2 separate regions of the Homo sapiens genome follow, and region 2 is linked to region 1. A link is an interaction called in ENCODE POLR2A ChIA-PET data of the cell type or tissue named here. Cell type or tissue: OCI-LY7. All regions are shown on one strand. Links, peaks and the distances in the headings refer to the core of each region. The heading gives the core; the rest is flanking DNA. Region 1 has its middle 21 kb from the start of PSMA8. Region 2 overlaps PSMA8 (proteasome 20S subunit alpha 8).

Region 1 (12,263 bases), core at 2,942-10,941:
TTCATACTCTGGTAGGCCCCAGTGTCTGTTGTTCCCATCCTAGTATCCATGTGTTCTCATTGTATAGCTCCCACTAATAAGTGAGAACATGTGGTATTTGGTTTTCTGTTCCTGTGTTACATTGCTCAAGATAATGGCCTCCAGCTCCATCCACATTACTGCAAAGGACATAATCTCATTCTTTTTTATGACTACAGAGTATTCCATGGTCTACATGTACCACATTTTCTTTATCCAGTTTATCACTAATGAGCATTTATCATTAATTAGCATTTCCATGTCTTTGCTATTGTAAAAGATGTGCTACAGTGAATATACATCTGCATGTGTCCTTCTGATAGAATAATTTAGATTCCATTGGGTATACAATCAATAATGGGATTGCTGGGTTGAATGACAGTTCTGTTTGAAGTTCTTTGAGGAATCACCATACTGCTTTCCACAATGGCTGAACCAATTTACACTCCCACAACAGTGTATAAGCATTCCCTTTTCTCCACCAACTTGCCAGTACCTCTTATTTTTTACTTTGTCACAACAGCCATTCTGGTTGTTGTGAAATGGTATCTCATTGCGGTTTTGATTTGCATTTATCTAATGATTAGTGATTTTGGGCATTTTTCATACACTTATTGGTCACATGTATCTCTTCCTTTGAAAAGTGTCTGTTCATGTCCTTTGCCTACTTGTTAATCGGGTTGTTTGTTGTTTTCTTGTAAATTAGTTTAAGTTCCTTACAGATGTTGGATCTTAGTCCTTCATTGGATGCATAGTTTGCAAACATTTTCTCCCATTCTGTAGGTTGTCTGTTTACACTGTTGATAGTTTCTTTCCATGTGAAGAAGCTCTTTAGTTTAATTAGATCCTAATTGTGAATCTTTGTTTTTGTTGCAATTGCTTTTGGCATCTTCATCATGAAATCTTTGCCCCATTCCTATGTCCAGAATGGTATTTTCTAGGTTATCTGCCAGAATTTTTAAAGTTTTAGGTTTTACATTTAAGTCTTTAATCCATTTTGAGTTGATTTTTGTATGTGATGTAAGATAGAGGGCCAGTTTCAATTTTCTCCATATGGCTAGTCAGTTATCCCAGCAACATTTATTGACTAGGGACTCTTTTTTCCCCATTGTTTGTTTTTGTCAGCTTTGTCAAAGACCAAATTGTTGTATGTGTGTGACCTTATTTCTGAGCTCTCTATTCTGTTCCATTGGTTTATGTGTCTGTTTTTGTACCACTACCATGCTGTTTTGGTTACCGTGGCCCTTTAGTATAGTTTGAAGTTGGATAATGTGATAACTCAGCTTTGCTCTTGTTGCTTACAATTGGCTTAGCTATTTGAGTTCTTTTTTGGTTCCATCTGAATTTTTAAATAGTGGGTTTTTTTTTTTTTTTAGAAACAGGGTTTCACCATGTTGCCCAGGTAGGCTCTCAAACTCCTGAGCTCAAGTAACCCACTGGCTTTGGCCTCCCAAAGTGCTGGAATTACAGGTGTGAGCCACCATCTGTTTTCTAATTCTGTGAAGAATGTCACTGGTAGTTTGAAAGAAATAGCACTGAATCCTCTAAATTGCTTTGGCAATATGGCCATTTTCACAATATTGATTCTTCTAATCCATAAGCACAAAATGTTTTTCCATTTGTTTGTGTCATTTCTGATTTCAGTAGTGTTTTTTAATTCTCATTGTAGAGATCTTTTACCTCCCTGGTTAGCTGTATTCCTAGGTATTTTATTCTGTTTGTGGCAATTGTAACTGGGATTACACTTCTGATCTGGCTGTCAGCTGGGATGTTGTTGGGAGAAATGCTACTGATTTTTCTATGTTGATTTTGTATCCTGAAAGTTTGCTGAAGTTGTTTATCAGATCAAGTAGGTTTTGGGCAGAGAATATGGGGTTTTCCAGATATAGAATCATGTGGCCAGGTGTGGTAGCTCACGCCTGTAATCCCAGCACTTAGGGAGGCCGAAGTGGGCAGATCACGAGGTCAGGAGTTCAGGACCAGTCTGGCCAACATAGTGAAACCCCAAATATACTAAAAACAGAAAAATTAGCTGGGCATGGTGGTGTACACCTGTAGTCCCAGCTACTCGGGAAGCTGAGGCAGAAGAATCGCTTGAAACCAGGAGGCAGAGGTTGCAGTGAGCCGAGATCGCGCCACTGCATTCCGCCCTGTGCAAGAGAGTGAGACTCCATCACAAAAAGAAAAAAAAAAAATTATGTCATCTACAAACAAGAGTATTCTGACTTCCTCTCTTCCTATTTGGATGCCTATTATTTCTTTCTCTTATCTGATTGCACTGGCCAGGACTTCCAATACTATGTTGAACAGGAGTGGTAAAAGAGGGCATCCTTGTCTTTTGCTGGTTTTCAGGGGGAAATATTTCCAGCTTTTGCCCATTCAGTTCACTGTGGAGTTCTCAAGATGGCTATTGTTTTTAAGTATGTTCCTTTACTACCTACCTTATTGAGGATTTTTGACATAAAGTAATAATGAATTTTATAGAAAGCCTTTCCTGCATCGATTAATCATGATTTGTTTTTAATTCTTTTTTTATTTTTATTTTATTTTATTTTTTGAGACAGAGTTTCACTCTTGTTGCCCAGGCTGGAGTGCAATGGCACAATCTCAGCTCACTGCAAACTCCACCTCCCAGGTTCAAGCAATTCTCCTGCCTCAGCCTCTGAGAGCTGGGATTACAGGTGTCTGCTACCATACCCAGCTAATTTTTTGTATTTTTAGAAGAGATGGGATTTCACCATGTTGGCCAGGCTGGTCTTGAACTCCTGACCTTAGGTAATCCATCCGCCTCAGCCTCCCAAAGTGCTGGGATTACAGGCATGAGCCACCATGCCTTGACTGTTTTTAATTCTTTTTCTGTGGTTCATCAAATTTATCAATTTGCATATGTTGAACCAACCTTGCATCCCAGGGATTAAGCCTAATTCATTGTGATGGATTAGTTTTTTGATGTGTTGTTGGATTTGGTTTGCTAGTATTCTGTTAAGGATATTTGCATGAATTTTCATCAAGGATATTGGCCTGAAGTTTGTTTTGTTTTGTTTTGCCATGTCTCTGCCAGGTTTTAGTATTTAGGATAATGCTGGCTTCATACGGTGAGTTGGGGAGGAGTCCTTCCTCCTCAATTTTTTGGAATAGTTTCAGTAGTAAAGGCACCAGCTCTTCATTAAACATTAGGTAGAATTTGGCTGTGAATCCTTCTGATCTTGGGCTTTTTTTTTTTATTGTTGATAGGCTTTTTATTACTGATTCAATTTTGGAACTTATTATTGACCTGTTCAGGGATTCAATTTTTTACTGGTCCATTCTTGGAAGATTGTATGTGTCCAGGAATTTATCCATTTCTTCTAAGTTTTCTAGTTTGTGTGTTTAGAGGTGTTCATAGTAGTGTCTGATGCTTTTTGTATTTCTGTAGGATGAATGGTAATGTCCCCTTTATCATTTCTAATTGTGTTTATTTGTATCTTCCCTCTTGTTTTCTTCATCAGTCTACCCAGCAGTCTATTGATCTTACTAATTTTTTCAAACACCCAATTCCTGGATTCATTGATCTTTTCTGTGGTTTTTCATATATCAATTTGCTTCAGTTCAGCTCTGACTTTAGTGATTTCTTATATTCTGCTAGCTTTGGCATTGGTTTGCTCTTGCTTCTCTAGTTCTTCTAGTTGTGATGTTAGGTTGCCAATTTGAGATCTTTCTAACCGATTGATGTGGGCATTTAGTGCTATAAACTTCTCTCTTAACACTGACTTAGCTGTGTCCAAGAGATTCTGATATACTTTATCTTTGTTCTCATTAGTTTCAAAGAATGTCTTGATTTATGCCTTAATTGTTCAGTCAAAACTCACTCAGGAGGAGGTTGTTTAATTTCCATATAATTGTATGGTTTTGAGTCATTTTCTTAGTATTAATTTCTGTTTTTATTGTGCTGTCGTCCAAGAGTGTGGTTGGGATGATTTCAGTTTTTTTGAATTTGCTGAGTATTATTTTACGTACAATTGTGTGGCCAATTTTAGAATATGTCCTATGTGGCAATGAGAAGAATGTATATTCTGTTGTTTTGGGGTGGAGAGTTCTATAGCTGTCTATTAGGTCAATTTCATCAAGTGTTCACTTCAGGTCCTCAATATCTTTCTTAATTTTCTGACTCAATGATCTAATACTGTCAGTTGGGTGTTGACGTCTCCCAACATTTTTGTGTGGGAATCAAAGTCTCTTTGTAGGTCTCCAAGAACTTGCTTTATGAATCTGGTCACTCCTGTGTTGGGTGCATATATATTTAGGATAGTTAGGTCTTCTTGTTGAATTGAATGCTTTACCATTATGTAATGTCTTTCTTAGTCTTCTTTGATATGTTTGGTTTAAAGTCTATTTTGTCTGAAACTACGGTTGCAACTCCTGCTTTTTTTATGATTTCCATTTTCTTGGTAGTTTTTCTCCATCCCTTTATTTTGAGCCAATGGGATATCATTGTGTGTGAGACAGGTCTCTTGCAGAGAGTATACCATTGGGTCTTCCTTTTTTGTTGTTTGTTTGTCTGTTTTTGAGAGAGGGTCTTGCTCTGCCACCCAGGCTGGAATGCAGTGGTAAGATCACAGCTCACTGCAGCCTCGACTTCCCAGGCTCCTCCCTCAGCCCCCCAAATAGCTGGGACCACAGGCACATGCCACAATGCCCAGCTTAATTTTTCTATTTTTTTTGTAGGGATGGTGTTTCACCATGTTGCCCAGACTGGTCTTGAACTCCTAAGCTCAAGCAATCTGCCCACAGGATCAAATCTGCAGGCTCAATCTATGCATATCAATACTAATCTTGAATATAAATGGGCTAAAAGCCCCAATTAAAAGGCACTTGTGTTGTTAACTGGTAATATTATATAGACTTGTTTGTGCATTATAGTGTCACTGGTCTGTGTACTTCAGTGTATTTTTGTAGTGGCTGGTAATGGTCATTCGTTTCAATATTTGGTGCTCCTTTCAGGACTTCTTGTAAGGCAGGTCTGGTGGTAACAAGTTCCCTCAGCATCTACTTGAATGAAAAGGATCTTATTTCTCCTTCACTTATGAAGCATAGTTTGGCTGGATACAAAATTATTGTTGTTGTTTTTTTTTTTTTAAGAATTTTGAATATAGGCTACTAATCTCTTCTGGCTTGTGGTGTGGTGTTTCTGGTGAAAGGTCCACTGTTAGCCTGATGGGGTTCCCTTTGTAAGTAACTCGCTCCTTCTCTTTAGCTGCCTTTAACATTTTTTTCTTGTATTTCAGTCTTGGAGAATCTGATGATCATGTGTCTTGGGAATGGTCTTCTTGTGTAATAACTCGGGTGTTCTCTTCACTTCCTGGATTTGAATGCTGGCCTCTCTAGAAAGGTTGGGGGAGTTTTCATAAATGAAATCCTAATATATGTTTTCCAAGCTGCAAGCAAGTTTGCTTTCTCCTCATCTCTTTCAGGGATGCCAATCAGTCATAGAATTGGTCTCATTACATAAACATGTATTTCTTGGAGGTTTTGTTCATTCTCTTTTACTCTTTTTCCTTTATTTTTAACTGAGTGAATTATTTCAGAGAGCCAGTCTTTGAGCTTGGAGATTCTTTTTTCAGCTTGGTCTATTCTGCTGTTAGTACTTACAATACATTATGCAATTTTTATAGTCTGTTTTTCAGCTCTATCAGATCAGTTTGGTTCTTTTTTATAATAACTATTTCATCTATGAGCACTTGCATCATTTTATTGTGATTCTTAGCTTCCTTGAAATGGGTTTTGACATTTTCCTGAATCTCAAGTATCTTATTGTTTAATATAACATCTTCAAATTGATACTGAGGTAATTGATTTTTAGTTTTTCTTCTTTTCTAATGTGTGCACTTAATGCAATCATCTTCTTCCTGATCATTGCTTTGGCTGCATCACACAAGTTTTAATACATTATATTTTTGTTATGATCCAGTTCAAAATATTTTCTAATTTCCATTGTGAATTCTTCTTTGACCCTTGGTTATTTCAAAATACATTACAAATTTTTCAAATACACTTTGAAAATGTTGTGGGCTGGGCATGGTGACTCATGCCTATAATCACTTTGGGAGGCCAAGACAGGAGGATTGCTTGGGCCCATGAGCATTTTTTTCAACTAAGTGGGCATGGTGGCATGTGCCTGTGGTCCCAGCTACTTGGGAGGCTGAGGTGGGAGGATCACTTATGCCCAAGAGTTCGAGGCTATGGTGAGATCTGACTGTACCACTGCACTCCAGCCTGGGTGGCAGAGTAAGGCCCTGTCTCAAAAATAAATGTTACGAAACAATTTCTAGTTATGGTGCTGGTAACTGATTCCTGGCTTAACTGCACTAGGGGAAGGGATGCAAAAATTCTATATGCATTTAATGCTTTACAATTTGCAAAACTTGCCTCATGGTCTACCATATATCCAATTTTTGTAAATGTTCCACATTTGTTCAAAATGTATTTTTAGTCCACAGTTGTTTGGGGTATGTGTGTGAGACAGAGAGATAGACAGAAGTGAAAGAGATGCCAAGTTTATTAGTTGGGTTGTTTAAATATTCTATATGGTTTTAATTTTTTGTCTGCTTATTTTATCAATTACCAAAAAAAACCACTTTGTTAAAATCTCCTACAACAAGGATTGGAACTAGGTACAAATTAGGAATTGTTAGGTATCCCAGTAAACTAAACCTTTTATCATTACAAAATGTCCTTCAGTTTCTCTTGCTATGCATCTTGATCCAACGTCTACTTTGTTATACTAGCTTTCTTTGTTTAGTGTTTGCATGATGTATCTTTTTCATCATTTTACTTTCAAAGTTTCTTTACTCTTTAATGTTGTTTTGTTTTGTTTGAGACGGAGTCTTGCTCTGTCACCTAGGCTTGTGGAGCTGCCCAAGGCCTTGGGAGCCCACCCCTTGTATCAGCATGCCTTGCATGTCAGACATGGAGTCAAAGGAGATTATTTCAGAGCTTTAAGATTTAATGACTGCCCTGCTGGGTTTCAGACTTCCATGGAGACTGTAGCCCCTTTATATTGGCCAATTCTCCCATTTGAAATGGGAGCATTTACCCAATGCCTGTACTCCCATTGTATCTTGGAAGTAACTAAATTGTTTTTGATTTTACAGGCTCATAAGTGGAAGGGACTTGCCTTGTCTCATATGAGACTTTGGACTTGGACTTTTGAATTCATGCTGGAATGAGTTAAGACATTGAGGAACTGTTGGGAAGGCATGATTGTGTTCTGAAACATGAGAAGGACATGAGGTTTAAGGGGGGCTGGGGTGGAATGATATGGTTTGGCTCTGTATCCCCAACTAAATCTCATATTGATTTGTAATTCCCACTTTTGGAGGAAGGACTTGGTCAGAGGTGACTGGATCATGGGGGCGGATTTCCCCCTTGCTGTTCTTGTGATAGTGAGTGAGTTCTCATGAGATCTCATGGTTTAAAAATGTGTGGCATCCCCCCCTTCTCTCTCTCTCTCTCCTGTCACATGAATACGTGTGTGCTTCCCCCTTTGCCTTCTGTCGTGACTGTAAGTTTCCCAAGGCCTCACCCAGTCTTGCCTCCTCTATAGCCTGAAAAACTGTGAGTCAATTAAACCTCTTTTCATTATAAACTACCCAGTCAAGGTAGCTCTTTATAGCAATGTGAAAATGGACTAATACACTTGGTTAGGGGTATTCCTAGGTATTTTATTCTTTTTATAGCAATTGTGAATGGGATTGCATTCCTGATTTGGCTCTCAGCTTGACTGTTGAAAGCTGGAGGCATCATGCTACCCAACTTCAACCTATACCACAGGGCTACAGTAACCAAAATAGCACAGTACTGGTACAAAAACAGACACATGGACCAATAAAACAGAATAGAGAGCCCAGAAATAAGCCTCATACCTAACATCCATCTGGTCTTCAACAGCTGACAAAAATAAACAATGGGGAAAGAAATATCTGTTCAATAAACACATCTGACAAAAGTCTAATATCCAGCATCTATGAGGAACTTAAATTTACAAGAAAAAAAACAACCCCATTAAAAAGTGGGCAAAGGACATGAACAGACAGTTTTCAAAAGGAGACATACACGCAGCCAACAAGTGTATAAAAAAGCTCACCGCTGGCCAGGTGCAGTGGCTCACACCTGTAATCCCAGCACTTTGGGAGGCCGAGGCAGGCAGATCATAAGGTCAGGAGATCGAGACCATCCTGGCTAACACGGTGAATCCTCCTCTCTACTAAAAAAATACAAAAAATTAGCCGGGCGTGGTGGTGGGCACCTGTAGTCCCAGCTACTTGGGAGGCTGAGGCAGGAGAAGGGCATGAACCTGGGAGGCAGAGCTTGCAGTGAGCCGAGATCCCGCCACTGCACTCCAGTCTGGGCAGCAGAGCGAGACTCCATCTCAAAAATAAATAGATAAATAAATTAATTAATTTAATTTAATTTAAAAAAGTTCAACATTGCTGATCATTAGAGAAATGGAAACCAAAACCACAATAAGATCCCATCTCACACCAGTGAGAATGACTATGGTGAAAATGTCAAAAATAACAGGTGCTGGCAAGGCTGTGGAGAAAAAGGAGAGCTTATACACTGTTGGTGGGAGTAGAAATTAGTTCAACCATTGTGGAAAGTAATGTGGCAATTCATCAAAGAGCTAAGAACAGAGCTACCATTAGACCCAGCAATCCCATGAATGGCTATATACCTAAAGGAATATAAATCATAAAGACATGTGCACATATATATTCATAGCAGCAGAAGTCACAGTAGAAATGACAGGGAATCAACCTAAATGCCCAACAATGACAGATAGAAGAAAGATAATGTGAAACACATACACCATGAAATACTATGGAGCCATAAAAAAGAATGAGATTATGCCCTTTGCAGCAACAAAGCCAAATACCACATGTATTTATAATACTTATAAGTGGAAGCTTATAAGTGGAAGCTAAATGATGAGAACACATACACACATAGAGGGGAATGACACTGGAGCCTACCAGAGGGTAAAGGGTGGGAGGAGGGAGAAGATCTGGAAAAATAACTAATGAGTACTAGGCTTAATACCTGGGTGATGAAATAACCTTACAACAAAACCCCCCATGACTTGAGTTTACCTATTTAACAAACCTGCACATGTATCCCTGAACTTATAAGTTTAAAAAAACTCATTCCATTATAGAGAATATAAATATTAATGTAGCATCTTTAAATCCACTATAATACTATTGGCTATTATCCAAGTCTCTTATTGTTCCTTTATCTTTCTTCTCATGTGTTCTTTAGATTATTTTATTATTTATGATTATACATTCCTATACGATTCTTTTTTTTTTTTTTTTTTGAGATGGAGTCTCGATCTGTCACCCAGGCTGGAATGCAGTGGCGCAATCTCAGTTCATGCAACCTCGCCTCTCGGGTTCAAGTGATTCTCCTGCCTCAGCCTAAGTAGCTGGGATTACAATTGTGCACCACCATGCCTGGCTAATTTTTTGTATTTTTAGTAGAGAAGGGGTTTCACCATGTTGGTCAGGCTGGTATTGAACTCCTGACCTTGTGATCTGCCCGCCTCAGCCTCCCTAAGTGCTGGGATTACAGGCGTGAGCTACTGGGCCCATTTTTTTTCTTTTCTTTTTTTTTTTTTTTTTTTTTGAGACAGAGTCTCGCTGAGATGCCCAGGCTGGAGTGCAATGGCATGATCTCAGCTCACTGCAACCTCCGCCTCCTGGGTTCAAGTGATTCTCCTGTCTCAGCCTCCTGAGTAGTCGGGACTATAGGCGCACACCACTGCGCCCTGCTAATTTTTGTATTTTTAGTAAGGACAGGGTTTGACCATATTGGCCAGGCTGGTCTTGAACTCCTCACCTCAAGTGACCCGCCTGCCTCGGCCTCCCAAAGTGCTGGGATTACAATCGTGAGCCACCACGCCCAGCCAACGTTCTTATATGATTCTCTTAGTGGTTTTCCCAGAGATTACAACATGCCTTCTGGACCACTTGAGTTGAATATAAATTAGAAGTTTTACTACTTACTGCAATAATGAAAGGAGGTTAGAATATTTTAACTCCATTTGCCCCCTTACCAAATTTACATATTATTTTGTCACAAATGTTAATACTCTTATAAACCCATGAGTTTATTTAATGTTTATTTGAATTTGTGCATGTACATTATCCTTAATGCTCTTCATTTCTTCTTGCATCTCCAAACTTCCATCTTTGATCATTTTTTTCTGTCTAAAGAAGATTCTTTTGTGTTTCCTTTACTGAGTGTCTGTCGGTGACTGGTTTCTGCTTTTGAAAAATACCTTAATTTTGCCTTGTAATTTGGAACATTATTAAATACAGAATATCATGTTTGCATTTATTTCATTTTAGCAAGTTGAAGATAGAATTCCATTGTAACCACCTGGATATCATCTGACAGCCCTATTGTGGCTCCTTTTTTGGAAATATGTCTATTTTTTTCCTTTGGATAGTGTTAAGATTTTCTCATTGTCTTTGGTTTACAGCAGATTTATTGTGGTTTTTCTAAGTGTGAATTTTATTCTGCTTGGTGGTAACAGTTTTTCCTGAATCTGTTGCTTTATTCTTTTGTCAGTTTTGAAAAAATTCTAAACCAAGTATCTTTTAATGTTGTTTCTACTCTATTTTAAAATCTCTATTCTTCTGGTACCCCAACTATACATACATTAGATTTTTCAACATATCCAATATGGTTTTTTTTTCAGTGTTATCATTTTATCTCTGGCCGCTTTGATAAAGTTTTTTTTTTAACTATCATCTAGCTCTTCACTTCTCTCTTCAACTAGGTTGACCCATTTTAAAATCCATTCATTGAGCTCTCAATTTCCATTAATGTAGTTTTCACTTCTACAATTTCCAATGGACTGTTTATTGACACTTTTAGTCCCTGCTGAAAATCTCTATCTTGTCTTTAATCCCTTGAATATAATTATCTTAATTGTTTTACAAATATATACCTGATAAATTCATTATCTGAACTTTATATTCATCTCTTTCTATCGTCTATTGTTTCTCTTGTTGTTTGGTGATAACACGTCTTTTGTGTGCATGGCTATTTTTGATGGAGCAGAACATATTGCATATGAAAAATTGCAACAATTATTTGAGACTCTGCATGATATTATTTTCCTGTACAGAGGATTTACTTTTGCTTCTGGAAGGCAGTTAGTCATCCAGGGACACTAGCAATGCTTTATCCTAGTGCTTTAAAGCTTTTGGTCTCAAGAACACTTTGCCTCTTTAAAATTATTGAAGACCTCAAGTAGCTTTTTTTTTCCCTCATGGGTTCTATCATATTACCAAAATAGAAATTAAAAGATACTTTATTTATTTTTTTATTTTGAGACAGAGTCTTGCTCTGTCACCCAGGCTGGGGTGCAGTGGCGTGATCTCAGCTCACTGCAACCTTTGCATGCCACTTTGAAGCGATTCTCCTGCCTCAGCTTTCTGAGTAGCTGGGATTACAGGCGTCTGTCACCACACCCAGCTAATTTTTGTATTTTTAGTAGAGACAGGGTTTCACCATCTTGCTCAGGTGGTCTTGAACTCCTGACCTCAAGTCAGACCTCAGTCTGAATGTCTGCCTCAGCCTCCCAAAGTGCTGAGATTACAGGCGTGAGCCACCACGCACAGCCTGATATCTTACTTATTAATTAATGAAAAAATAAACTCATTATATATTGGCATATTTAATATATTTCTATTAAAAAATCTATATTTTCCAAATCAAAAAAATAGTGAAAAGAGTGACATTGCAAATCTCTTCAATGTCTAGCTTAATAGAATACAGCTGAATTCTCATATCTGCTTCTATATTCAAATGGCTAAAATGTTACTTTAGTTGAAATATGGGGAAAAAATCTAGCCTCACAAAGATATATATTAGGAAAGAGAGGAGTATTATTTAAATAGCCTTTTTAGATAACTTCAGATCAATCATTCAATGATTTCAAATCACTGGATATTCCTTGATACTAGACCAACACTCAAAAAGTGGTAGTTTCTTTAAGTTAAAATGTATAACCTAGTTTCAGTGGGGTCAAGATAGTCAATTAGAAGCAGCTACCGTGCTTGGCACTCATGGAGAGTACCAGGGTCAGAGAAAGCAGAAAGAAACATGAAAATGGCTCAACAGACAAAGACAGATTTCTTTTGGAGAATAAACCTGAGAGGGGCTTCCGGCTGATTTAGGTCAGGAGCATCTCTCTT
Region 2 (12,263 bases), core at 2,373-10,372, 71 kb after region 1:
GTTAGCAATAAAAGCTTTGCTAGAAGTAAGTGATCTAATAAAGCATATTCAGGAAATCATGAATTTTTTTTCCTCATCCATTTTTGTTTATTAAACACAAAATTTGCTGAAATAATTCTAATAGTGTACTTGTTCTACATTAGGTTGTCCAGTCTGGTGGAAAAAACATTGAACTTGCTATAATAAGAAGAAATCAACCTTTGAAGGTAAGTCATTAACCAAAGAGGAAAAAGTATCTGTAGTATAAAGTATTTTGACAAAAGTTAAAAAGTTGTTGGCCTCTAGGCTTCCGATATAATGTTATCCTTCATTAATGTCAAATAACCTCCACTCATTTCTGACCGTCTACCGGTTTTTTGTTTGTTTTTTGTGTTTTTTTTTTTTTTTTAAATAGAGACGGGATTTCACCACATTGCCCAGGCTGGCCTCTAACTCCTAGAATCAAGCGATCAGCCCGCCTTGGCCTCCAGTGCTGGGATTACAACTGTGAGCCACCGCAGTCGTCCTGTCTACTGATTTTTATGTATTTCCATTACTTTACATTTGAAAGTGCCTTGAGCGTCTTGTGAGACTTAAACTTTAATACGTAGCACGATAACCTTTCCATATTTCTTTGTGGCAAGTCTCATGTTATTATATGTATAACGTCTGTCAGCCGTTATGGGTTAAAACTGCTGGACTACAAAATAAAATGTTCAGGATATTGTGATAGAGGACCCACTGGCTAAAGAGCATTTGAAATGTAGTTCACTATTGTTCATTAGGTAGAACCAACTGTACAACATAGTTTGCCAGCTAGCTCTCTTTAGCTGAGATTGTAAAAAAGCACTCAAAATTTGGGAAACTATATAAGAAATATACTTAAAGGATTGTTTTATACTCAAATATGGCAGTGTACGCCTGTAATCCCAGCTACTCGAGAGACTGAGGTGGGAGGATCACTTGAGGTCAGGAGTTCAAGACCAGCCTTGGCAAGGTAACAAGACCCCCATCTCTATGAAAAAAAAAAATTAAAAATTAAATTAAAAAAAAAAAAAGGATTGTTGCCAGATGCGGTGGCTCACACCTGTAATCCCAGCACTCTGGGAGGCTGAGGCGGATGGATCACTTGAGGTCAGGAGTTCAAGACTAGCCTGGCCAACATAGTGAAACCCCGTCTCTACTAAAAATACAAAAAAAATAGCTGGGCGTGGTGGCAGACGCCTGTGATCCCAGCTGCTTGGAAGGCTGAGGCAGGAGAATCACTTCAACCCGGGAGGCGGAAGTTGCAGTGAGCTGAGATTATGCCAGTGATCTGGGCAACAGACCAAGACTCCATCTCAAAAAAAATTATTTTGAAGATTGTTTTACATATATCTTTTCTTTGGTTTTAAGGAAAATATTTCAAGTAGTGTTAAAATTAGTGCCATCTGGAGCACTGGGGTTTTTTGTTTGTTTGTTTCTGTTTTTGTTTTTGTCATCATGGTTGCTTTGACATCAATTTCCTACCCTTTATTATTCAACTAACAGATGGGATATGAGGATAAGACAGCAGCAAAGTTTCAATAAATAAGAGAAATGGGGACAAGACAGTGGAGCTTGCCCCTGCAGAGCCCCACATAAATTACAGAGTGCTGAGCACAGAGTGTGGAAATGGGTATTATCCAGGTTTTTGTCACCCCTGCTGCTAAGAGCCCAGGGACAGATGCAGCAACACCACAAGGGCACAGAAACCACTGAGGCCAGAGTTTGCCTCTTCTGCTCCATAATATACCTATGCATATAAAAATAGACACACACACACACACACACACACACACACACACAGAGTTATATGCATATTTTTGCTTTTGAGTGATAGAATGGTATGCTTACTGACAGCAGTGTTATACTGTCTTCCACATGATACTTTAGGATAGGCTATGTAGGGAATAGAACACATGCTTTGGAGTTGGTAGACTAGGATTAAGTTCCAGCAGATACATTTGTTTAACAACATGACCTTGAGCAAATTGCTCTCATCTTCAGCTTTCAGTTTTCTTCCCTATAAAATGAGTCTAACGATACCTTCATCAAAGGGCCGTTGTGATAAGTAAATGAAATGGTGTGAGATGGTAGTATCCTTTTATAGTAAGTGCTCGTTAAATGGTGTTTTACAGATTGCAGGTTTGTGGCAACCCTGTGTTGAGCAAGTCTGTCAATTCCATTTGTCCAACAGCATGTGCTTACTTTGTGTCTCTGTCACATTTTTGATAACTCTCAGAATATTTCAGACTTTTTCATTATTATTATTATATGTGTAATATAGTGACAATGTAATTATTATATAACGGTGATCTGTGATCAATGATCTTTGATATTACTGTGCTAATTGTTTTGGAGTGCCATGAACTGCATCCATATAAAAAACACTGAGTGAACTTAATCAATAAATGTTGCATGTGTTCTGACTGCTCCACTGACCAGCTATTTACCTGTGTCTCTCCCTCTCCTCAGGCCTCCTATTGCCTGAGGCATAACAATATTGAAAATAGGCCAATTAATAACCCGATAAGGGCCTCTAAGTGTTCAAGTGAAAGGAAGAGTCTCATGTCTGTCACATGAGTTTTAAATAAAAAAACTAGAATTGTTAAGCTTAGTGAGGAAGGCAGTCAAAAGCCAAGACAGGTGGAAAGCTAGGCCTCTTGTGCAAGTTATTCAAATTGTGAATGCAAAGGAAAAGTACTTAAGAAAATTAAAAGTACTTAAAGAAATTTAAAGTGCTACTGCAAGGGAACACGTGAATGATAAGAAACTGAAACAGCCAGGCCAGGCGTGGTGGCACGCACCTGGCCAACATGGCAAAACCTGTCTCTACTAAAAATACAAAATTTAGCCACGTGTGGTGGCACGCACCTGTAATCCCAGCTACTCGGCAGGCTGAGGCAGGAGAATCGCTTGAACCTGAGAGGCGGAGGTTGCAGTGAGCTGAGATGGCACCACTGCACTCCAGCCTGGGCAACAGAGTGAGACGCCATCTGAAAAAAAAAAAAAAAACCAGTCTTGTTACTGATATGGAGGTTTTAGTGGCCTGGCTGGAAGATCAAACCAGCCACAACATTCCTCTAAGCCAAAGCCTAATCCAGAGCAAAGTCCTAACTTTCTTCAATTCTGTGAAGGCTGAGAGGGGTGAGGAAGCGGAAGAAGAAAAGGCTGGAGCTAACAGAGGTTGGTTCATGAGGTTTAAGGAAAGAAGCCACCTTCATAACATAAAGGTGCAAGGTGAAGCAGCAAGTACTGATGGAGAAGCTGCAGCAAGTTATCCAGAAGATCTAGCTAAGACATTTATCTTCAGTGAAGGTGGTTATACTAAACAACAGATTTTCAATGTAGATGAAACAGCTTTCTGCTGGAAGAAGATACCATCTAAAATTTTCATAGCTAGAGATAGGAGAAATCACCTCACTGCCTGGCTTCAAGGGACGGACTGTCTTGTTAGGGGATAATGCAGCTGGTAACTTTAAGTAGAAGCCAGTGCTCATTTACAATCAATGGATGACAGCACATCTATTTATAGCATAGTATACTGAATATTTTAAGCCCACTACTGAGACCTAACACTCAAAAAAAGAAGATTCCTTTCAAAATGTTACTGCTCATTCACAGTCCACCTAGTCACCCAGTAGCTCCGATGGACATGTACAAGGAAATTAATGTTTTCGTGCCTGCTAACACATCTTTCTGCAGCACATGCATCAAGGCGTAATTTTGACTTTCAAGTCTTATTATTCAAGAAATATGGCCAGGCATAGTGGCTCACACCTATAATCTCAACACTTTGGGAGGCCAAGGCAGAAGAATTGCTAGAGGCTAGAGGTTTGAGATCAGCCTGGGCAACATAGTTAGACTGTGTCTCTACCAACATTGGCTGGGCACGGTAGCTCATGCCTGTAATCCCAGCACTTTGGGAGGCCGGAGGCAGGTGGATCACTTGAGATCAGGAGTTCAAGACCAGCCTGGCCAACATGGTGAAACCCCGTCTCTACCACAAATACAAAAATTAGCTGGGTGTGGTGGGGGGAATCTGTAATCCCAGCTACTTAGGAGGCTGAGGCAGGAGAATTGCTTGAACCCAGGAGTTGGAGGTTGCAATGAGCCAAGATCATGCTATCGCACTCCAGACAGGGCAGCAGAACGAGACTCTGTCTCAAAAAAAACAAACAAAAAGGCCGGGCGTGGTGGCTCATGCTTGTAATCCCAGCACTTTGGGAGGCCAAGGTGGGTGGATTGCTTGAGGTCAGGAGTTTAAGACCAGCCTGATCAATATGGTGAAACCCTGTCTCTACTGAAAATACAAAAATTAGCTGGGCGTGGTGGTGGGCACCTGTAATCCCAGCTACTCAGGAGGCTAAGGCAGGAGAATCGCTTGAACCTGGGAGGCAGAGGTTGCCGTGAGCCAAGATCGCACCATTGCAGTCCAGCCTGGGTGACAGAGCAAGACTCCGTCTAAAAAAAAAAAAATTAACAAACAAACAAAAATATCAACATTAACAGGAGTTTAGAATAAGTTGATTCCAACCCTTATGAATGACTTTCAGGAGTTCAAGACTTTAGTGGAGGAAGTCACTGCAGATGTGGTACAAATAGCAAGAGAACTAAAATTAGAAGTGGAGCCTGAATATGCAACTGAATTGCTGCAATCTTGTGATAAAACAGATGATGAGTTGCTTCTTAAAGATGAGAAAAGAATGTGGTTTCTTGGATGAAATCTACTCCTGGTTATGATGCTGTAAATATTGTTGAAATAACAACAAAACATTTAGAGTGTTACATAAATAAAGCAGTGACAAGGTTTGAGAGGATTGACTCCAGTTCTGAAAAGTTCAATTGTGAGTAAAATGCTATCAAACAGCATCTCATGCTATAGAGAAATCTTTTGGGAAAGGAAGAGTCTATCAATGTGGCAAACCTCATTGTTGTCTTATTTTAAGAAATTCCCACAGCCACTTCAACCTTCAGCAACCACTACCCTGATGAGTCAGCTCCATCATCAAGACAAGACCCCACCAGCAAAAAGATTACTACTTGCTGGAGGCTTACATGATTGTTAGCATTTTTTAGCAATAAAGTGTTTTCAAATTAAGATATGTTGATTTTTTTAGACATAAGGCTATTGCACACTCAATAGACTACAGTATAGTGTAAACATAACTTTAATATGCACTGGGAAACCAAAACATTTATGTGACTCAATATTTGCCTTACTGCTGTGGTCCTGAACCAAATCCACAATTTTTCCAAGGTATGCCTGTATGTGTATTCATAAACAGAGAGAGAATATCAATATGTAGTCTGTTTCAGTCATTTATTCTGGCTTAAAGCAGCTGTATCTTTTTACCTTAGATGAAAAATTTAAAAAGAACGTAAAGAATGTTATGTAAAGCTTGTCATTTTCTACAACTATAAACAAAAAATTTACCTTTCACTGTAATCTTAGGCCACCAAAATATGAGGAGAAGTGAGTTTGTCAGTAGTAATACTAAGCACTCTTTCTCCTTCCTCTATTCCTTCTCACCTGGTTTTTGAAGATCTATTAGAAGTTGTTTTTGGCCGGGCGCGGTGGCTCACGCTTGCAATCTCAGCACTTTGGGAGGCTGAGGCGGGTGGATCACCTGAGGTCAGGGGTTCGAGACCAGCCTGACCAACATAGTGAAACCCCATCTCCACTAAAAATATAAAAAATTAGCCGGGCATGGTGGCATGTGCCTGTAATCCCAGCTACTCAGGAGGCTGAGGCAGGAGAATCACTTGAACTCAGGAAGCAAAGGTTGCGATGTGTCGAGATAGCGCCACTGCACTCCAGCATAGGCGATAGAGCAAGACTCTGTCTCAAAAAAAAAAAAAAAAAAAGTTGTTTTTGGCAGCCGGGCACAGTGGCTCATGCATGTAATCCCAGTACTTTGGGAGGCCAAGGCGGGTGGATCACCTGAGGTTAGGAGTTTGAGACCAGCCTAGCCATCATGGTAAAACCCTATCTCTACTAAAAATACAAAAAATTAGCCAGGGGTGGTGGCTGGCGCCTGTAATTTCAGCTATTCAGGGGGCTGAGGCAGGAGAATCGCTTGAACCGGGAGACAGAGGTTACAGTGAGCCAAGATAATGCCATTGCACTCCAGCCTGGGCAACAAGAGCGAAACTCCATCTCAAAAAAAAAAAAAAAAAAAAAGTTGTTTTTGGCAGACATTTGAAAATTGTTTCTACTGAAAATGAAAATTCTCCTTGGAAAAAAATTAGTTCCCATTGACCTGAGGAGAAATTAAGCAGAGGTTAATGTGTTAGAACAAATGCTTTTGTCTATAAGTTAAAACAAAAAAACTCCAACTCATAGTGACTTAAAGAACAAGAAATCGTTTTTTCTCACAGATGAAAGTATAAACCTGCTCCAGACACAGTGTGTTTAACAACACAACGATGTTCTCATGTATCTAGATTTTTCCTGTCCCTCCACTCTGCAACTTTGAATATTGGCTTCATCCTAAAGTTAGTGTGTTCTAGTAAGGTTGATTCCTCTCATGACCACCAGAGGCAATCAGAATGATTTATTTTCCTGTTAACCTTTTATAGGAGAGGGAGAACTTCCCTAACTCTGGAATGTAAGTCCTTCCCTTCAATCTGATTGGAAGACTGAAGACATCCTTAGAACAGTCTCTAGAAGATTCTGTTTGCTGGTTGGCTAATGTTAAGCACTGATATAGAATGGATGTTTGGGGAATCAACCATAATGTATTCTCTAGGAAGTTTTTCAAATGTCTTCAGAGTCTGAAATTGCTTAATTGAAAATTATTTTAAAATAGACTTGCGTCTGGTTTTAAACCAGTTTTGCCAAATTTCAATGTATATAGAAATAGTTTCAATTTTGTTTCTTTACAGAGTTTTAATTTGTGGATCTTGAATAACTTATTTGTTTTCATTTTTAATGGACTCCACATGAAAATATTACAAATCCTATTGCATTCTCAATTTTGATAAATCTTTGTGTGGGATACAGTTCAGTGAAGTGATCAAAAATGGAGCTCTGGATGGGCATGGTGGCTCATGCCTGTAATCCCAGCCCTTTGGGAGACCGAGTGGGTGGATCACGAGGTCAGGAGTTCAAGATCAGCCTGGCCAACATAGTGAAACCCCGTCTCTACTAAAAATACACACACAAAAAAAAATTAGCTGGGTGTGTTGGAGGGCACCTGTAGTCCCAGCTACTTGGGAGGCTGAGGCAGGAGAATCACTTGAACCTGGGAGGCAGAGGTTGCAGTGAGCTGAGATCACGCCACTGCACTCTAGCCTGGGCAACACAGGGAGACTCTGTCTCAAAAAAAAAAAAAAAAAAAAAAAAAAAAACGCAAAGTGAGGCTCTAGAGCTACCCTAGTTCAAATTCCAGCTCTACCATTTCCCAGTGTAAACAAATTACTTCTCTGTTTCTGTTTTCTTATCTGTGGATTAATAGCCTTTCCACATATGGTTATGATGAGTACTGTATTATTAAATTAGAAAAACACATAAGATATAAGAAATTTACTGAGTAGTGTAAACCTTTATTATTTGATGCCTCTACCCCTTATTCTTAAGCTGATTTTAGAGGTGGACTGGTTTTCTAGTTATTCTCTGACCTATCCTTGGCAATTCCAGTTGTATCTAAGTTACTAAGAAGTAAATAGTATTTACTAAATATGAAAAACATAAAATCTCTTAATTTTACATATGTACTTCTTAAATCACTGACTATGTGCTGAAATTTTAACACTTTGACAGGAAATAGCTTGACTTAAGGTATATAAGTAGACTTCTACAACTTCAGTTTCTGGCATTATGCTGGATTAGATAATATAAAAACTCTTCTGCTGTAAAACATGAGGACAATTCTAGATGAAATATAACTAGTTTTTTAAAGACATAGCTGAGCTTCTGCAAGAACTAAAAGAAAATCCCCAGGAACCAAAAATGAATACTACACTGAAAGCCAGAGGTAAACATTTGGATTAAACTGCCCTGGAGAAGGATACTTGTCTCCCTAGCCTAGGAAGTTAGATATAAACACCTACTTGGGGCCAGGAATCAGTAGAAAGGTAGAACTTAAAACATTTTCTCATTTAATGCCAGGATTCTTCCATGAAAGGATGGACCAGGCTGGGCACCGTGGTTCATGCCTGTAATCCCAGCACTTTGGGAGGCCAAGGCGGCCAGATCACCTGAGGTCAGCAGTTTGAGATTAGCCTGGCCAACATGGTGAAAACCCATCTCTACTAAAAATACAAAAAATTAGCCGGGTGTGATGGTGTGCGCCTGTTGTCCCAGCTACTCAGGGGGCTGAGGCAGGAGAATCACTTGAGCCTAGGGTGGCAGAGGTCGTAGTGAGCTGAGATCATGCCACTGCACTCCAGCCTGGGCGACAGAGCAAGAGTCTGCTTCAAAAAAAGTGAGGTCTGAGCAGTGGCTCACACCTGTAATACCAGCATTTGGGGAGACTGAGGCAGGAGGATAAGTTCTTACTTATCAATAATAACATTGAATGTAAGTGGACTAAACTCTCCAATCAAAAGATATAGAATGACTGAATGGATTTAAAAAAAAAGACCCAATGATCTGTTGACTACGAAAAACATACTTCACCTATAAAGACAAACATAGACTGAAAAAAAGAGATGGAAAAAGATATTTCATGCCAATAGAAACCAAAAAAGAGCCAGAGTCACTATACTTATATCAGACAAAATAGATTTCAAGGCAAAAACTATAAGAAGAGACAAAAAAGGTCACTATATAATGATAAAGGGGTCAGTTCAGCAAGAAGATATAACAGTCTTAAATATATATGCACCCAACACTGTAGAACCTAGATATGTAAAGTAAACATTATTAGAGCTAAAAAAAACCAGATAGATTCCAATACAATAATAGCTAGAGTCTTCAACACCCCATTTTCAGCATTGGACAGATCTTCCAGACAGAAAATCAGCAAAGAAACATCAGACTTAAACTGCACTGTAGACCAAATGTATCTAATAGATATTTACAGAACATTTCATCCAACAGCTGCAGAATATGCATTATTCTCCTCAGCATATGGACCATTTTCAAGGATAGACCATATTTAGGTCACAAAATAAGCCTTAAAATATTCAAAAAATTGAAATAATATCAAGCATCATCTCTGACCACAGTGGAAAAAAAAAACTAGAAATCAGTAACTAGAGGAATTTTGGAAACTATACGAATACATGGAAATTAAACAATATGCTCCTGAATGACCAGTGAGTCAATGAAGAAATTAAGAAAAAAATTGAAAATTTTCTTGAAACAAGTGATAATGAAAACCTAACATATCAAAACATATGGAATACAGTGAAAGCATTACAAAGAAGGAGGTTTATAGCTATAAGTGCCCACATCAAAAAAGGACACCAAAAAAAAAAAAAATAGAAAGGTGTTCCATGTTCATGGATTGGAAGAATCAATGTTTTTAAAATGTCCATACTACCCAAAGTAATCTACAGATTCAATGCAATCCCTGCCAAAATACCAATGATATTCTTCACAGAAATATAAAAAAAAATCATAAAATCTATATAAAAACCTCAAAAGACCCAGAAGAGCCAAAGCTGCCCTAAGCAAAAAGGACAAAACTGAAGGAATCATATTGCCTGACTTCAAATTATGCTACAGAGCTATGGTAACCAAAGCAGCATGGTTCTGGCATAAAGACAGACACATAGATTAATTAAACAAAATGGAGATCCCAGAAACAAATCCACATATATATAGTGAACTCATTTTCGACAGAGGTGCTAAGAACATACACTGGGAAAAAGTTTCTTCAATAAAGGATGCTGGGAAAACTGGATATCCATATGCAGAAGAATGAAACTAAACCCCTATCTCTCACCATATATAAAAAATCAAAAAAGAATAGATTAAAGACTTAAGCCTGTGACCTCAATCTATAAAACTACTACAAAAACATTGGAGAAAATCCCCAGGACATTGGTCTGCGCAAAATATTCTTGAGTAGTACCCTACAAACACAGGCAACCAAAGCAAAAATGGACAAATAGGATCACATCAAGTTAAAGAACTTCTGCACAGCAAAGGAAACAATCAACAAAGTGAGGTGACAGCCCACAGAATGGGAGAAAATATTTGCAAATTTACCCTTCTGACAAGGGTTTAATAACCAGAATGTATAAGGAGCTCAGACAACTCTATAAGAGAAAAAACAATAATCTGATCAAAAAATGGGTGAAGGATTTGAATTTGTATGTCTTCTTTTCTCAAAAGAAGACATACAAATGGCAAACAGGCATATAAAAAGGTGCTTGGGCTGAGCTCTTGCTTGTAATCCCAGCACTTTGGGAGGCCAAGGCGGGAGGATCACTTGAGCCTAGGAGTTTCAGACCAGCCTGGACAACACAGTGAGACCTTGTCTCTACAAATATAATAATTTAAAAATTAGCCTGATGTGGTGGTGTGCTCCTGTGGTCCCAGCTACTTGGGAAGCTGAGGTGGGAGGATCACTTGAACCTGGGAGGTCAAGGCTGCAGTGAGCCATGATTGTGCCACTGTACTCCATCCTGGGCAACAGAGCAAGACCCCATCTCCAAAAAAAAGGTGATCAACATCATTGATCATCAGAGAAATGCAAATCAAAACTACAATAAAATATCATCTCACCCCAGTTAAAATGGCTTATATCTAATAGACAAGCTACAGCAAATGCTGGTGAGGATATGGAGAAAAGGGAACCCTCATACACTGTTGGTGGGAATGTAAATTAGTACAACCACCATGAAGAATAGTTTGGAGATTCCTCAAAAAACATAAAATAAAAGTACATATGGTCCAGCAATCCCACTACTGGGTGTATACCCAAAAGAAAGGAAATCAGTATATTGAAGAAATAGCTGCACTCCCATGTTAATTGCAGAACTGTTCACAATAGCCAAGATTTGGAAGCAACCTTAGGGTCCATCAACAGATGAATGTACGAAGACAATGTGATACTTACACACAATGAAGTACTGTTCTGCCCCCAAAAAAATAATGAGATACTGTCATTTGTAATAACATGGATGGAACTGGAGATCATTATGTTAAATAAGGCAGGCATGGAAAGACAGACATTGCATGTTTTTACTCATTTGTGGAATCTAAAAATCAAAACAATTGAACTCATGGAGATACAGAGTAGAAGGATGGTTACTAGAGGCTGGGAAGGGTAGTGGGGGGCAGGGGCAGGTGGGGATGGTTAATAGGTACAAAAAAATAGAATTTATAAGACCTAGTATTTGATAACACAACAGGGTAACTATAGTCAATAACAATTTAATTGTACATTTTAAGATAACTAAAAGAGTATAATTGGATTTTTTGTAACACAAAGGATAAATGCTTGAGGGGATGGATACCCCATTCTCCATGATGTGGTTATTATGCATCACATGCCTGTATCAAAATATCTCATGTACCCCATAATATATATACCTACTATGTACTCATAAAAATTAAAAATAATTTTTTGAAAAGGCTTCTTGAGGCTGGGCGCAGTGGCTCATGCCTGTAATCCCAGCATTTTGGGAGGCCGAGACAGGCAAATCGATTGAGCCCAGGAGTTTGAGACCAGCCTGGGCAACATGGCGAAACCCCGTCTCTACAAAAAATACAAAAGTTAGCTGGGCATGGTGGTTCACATCTGTAGCCCCAGCTACTCCGGTTGCTGAGGCGGTAGGATGGCTTGAGCCCAGGAGGCAGAGGTTGCAGTGAGCTGTGATCATGCCGCTGTGCTTCAGCTGTAGGCAGCAGAGCAAGACCCGGTCTCAAAAAGGAAAAAGAAAGTGAAAGACACTTTTTCAAAGGAGGAAATTATTTCTTCCCCAAGTAATACCACATCACTTTATTCAGGTTTGTATTGTAATGATCTATTTATATGCCAGTTTTTTTCCACTAAACTGTGGACTCCTTAATAGCAGGTAAGAATTATATTCTTCCACTTTCAGAGCCCATGGAACTCCTAGTAATTGCTTGATGGGTAAATTCATTTCATAAAACGTTCAAATAATATATTTTATGTAGATTATTGACAAATACAGATTTTGTGACACACATCTTTATAGGTGAAATGGAAAGAGTTCTGGAGTTGAAATAAGAATCAGAGACCTAATCTTTAATCCTTCTTTAATCTTTGGCCAAATATAATTTAGCTTTGTGAATCTATGTTTTCTTATATGTAAATTCTAGTGATGGACTAATAGCTAAA

The links. Peaks named below come from ENCODE experiments on the same cell type or tissue, not always from the same donor. Only the 100,000 strongest peaks of a DNase experiment are listed, where the experiment ranks them.
Region 2: POLR2A ChIA-PET joins it to region 1 with 10 read pairs; 3 of 35 experiments call an interaction of 5 or more read pairs at or near these places.

Annotation. Positions count from the first base shown.
Region 1 is chr18:26,107,090-26,119,352 of GRCh38, forward strand. No RefSeq gene overlaps it. Among named protein-coding and RNA genes, the nearest start is that of PSMA8, 21 kb to the right of the region's middle. In OCI-LY7, for the core only: no CTCF peak of the experiment used is centred there; no DNase peak of the experiment used is centred there.
Region 2 is chr18:26,178,925-26,191,187 of GRCh38, forward strand. It overlaps PSMA8 (proteasome 20S subunit alpha 8), which reads left to right. Exons shown (of 7, transcript NM_001025096.2): 5 at 1-25; 6 at 144-206. Among named protein-coding and RNA genes, the nearest start is that of TAF4B, 41 kb to the right of the region's middle. RefSeq lists an enhancer at 11,834-11,943. In OCI-LY7, for the core only: CTCF peaks have their summits at 6,553 and 6,754; DNase peaks (open chromatin) are centred at 2,737, 3,458 and 6,495; H3K27ac peaks cover 3,185 bases.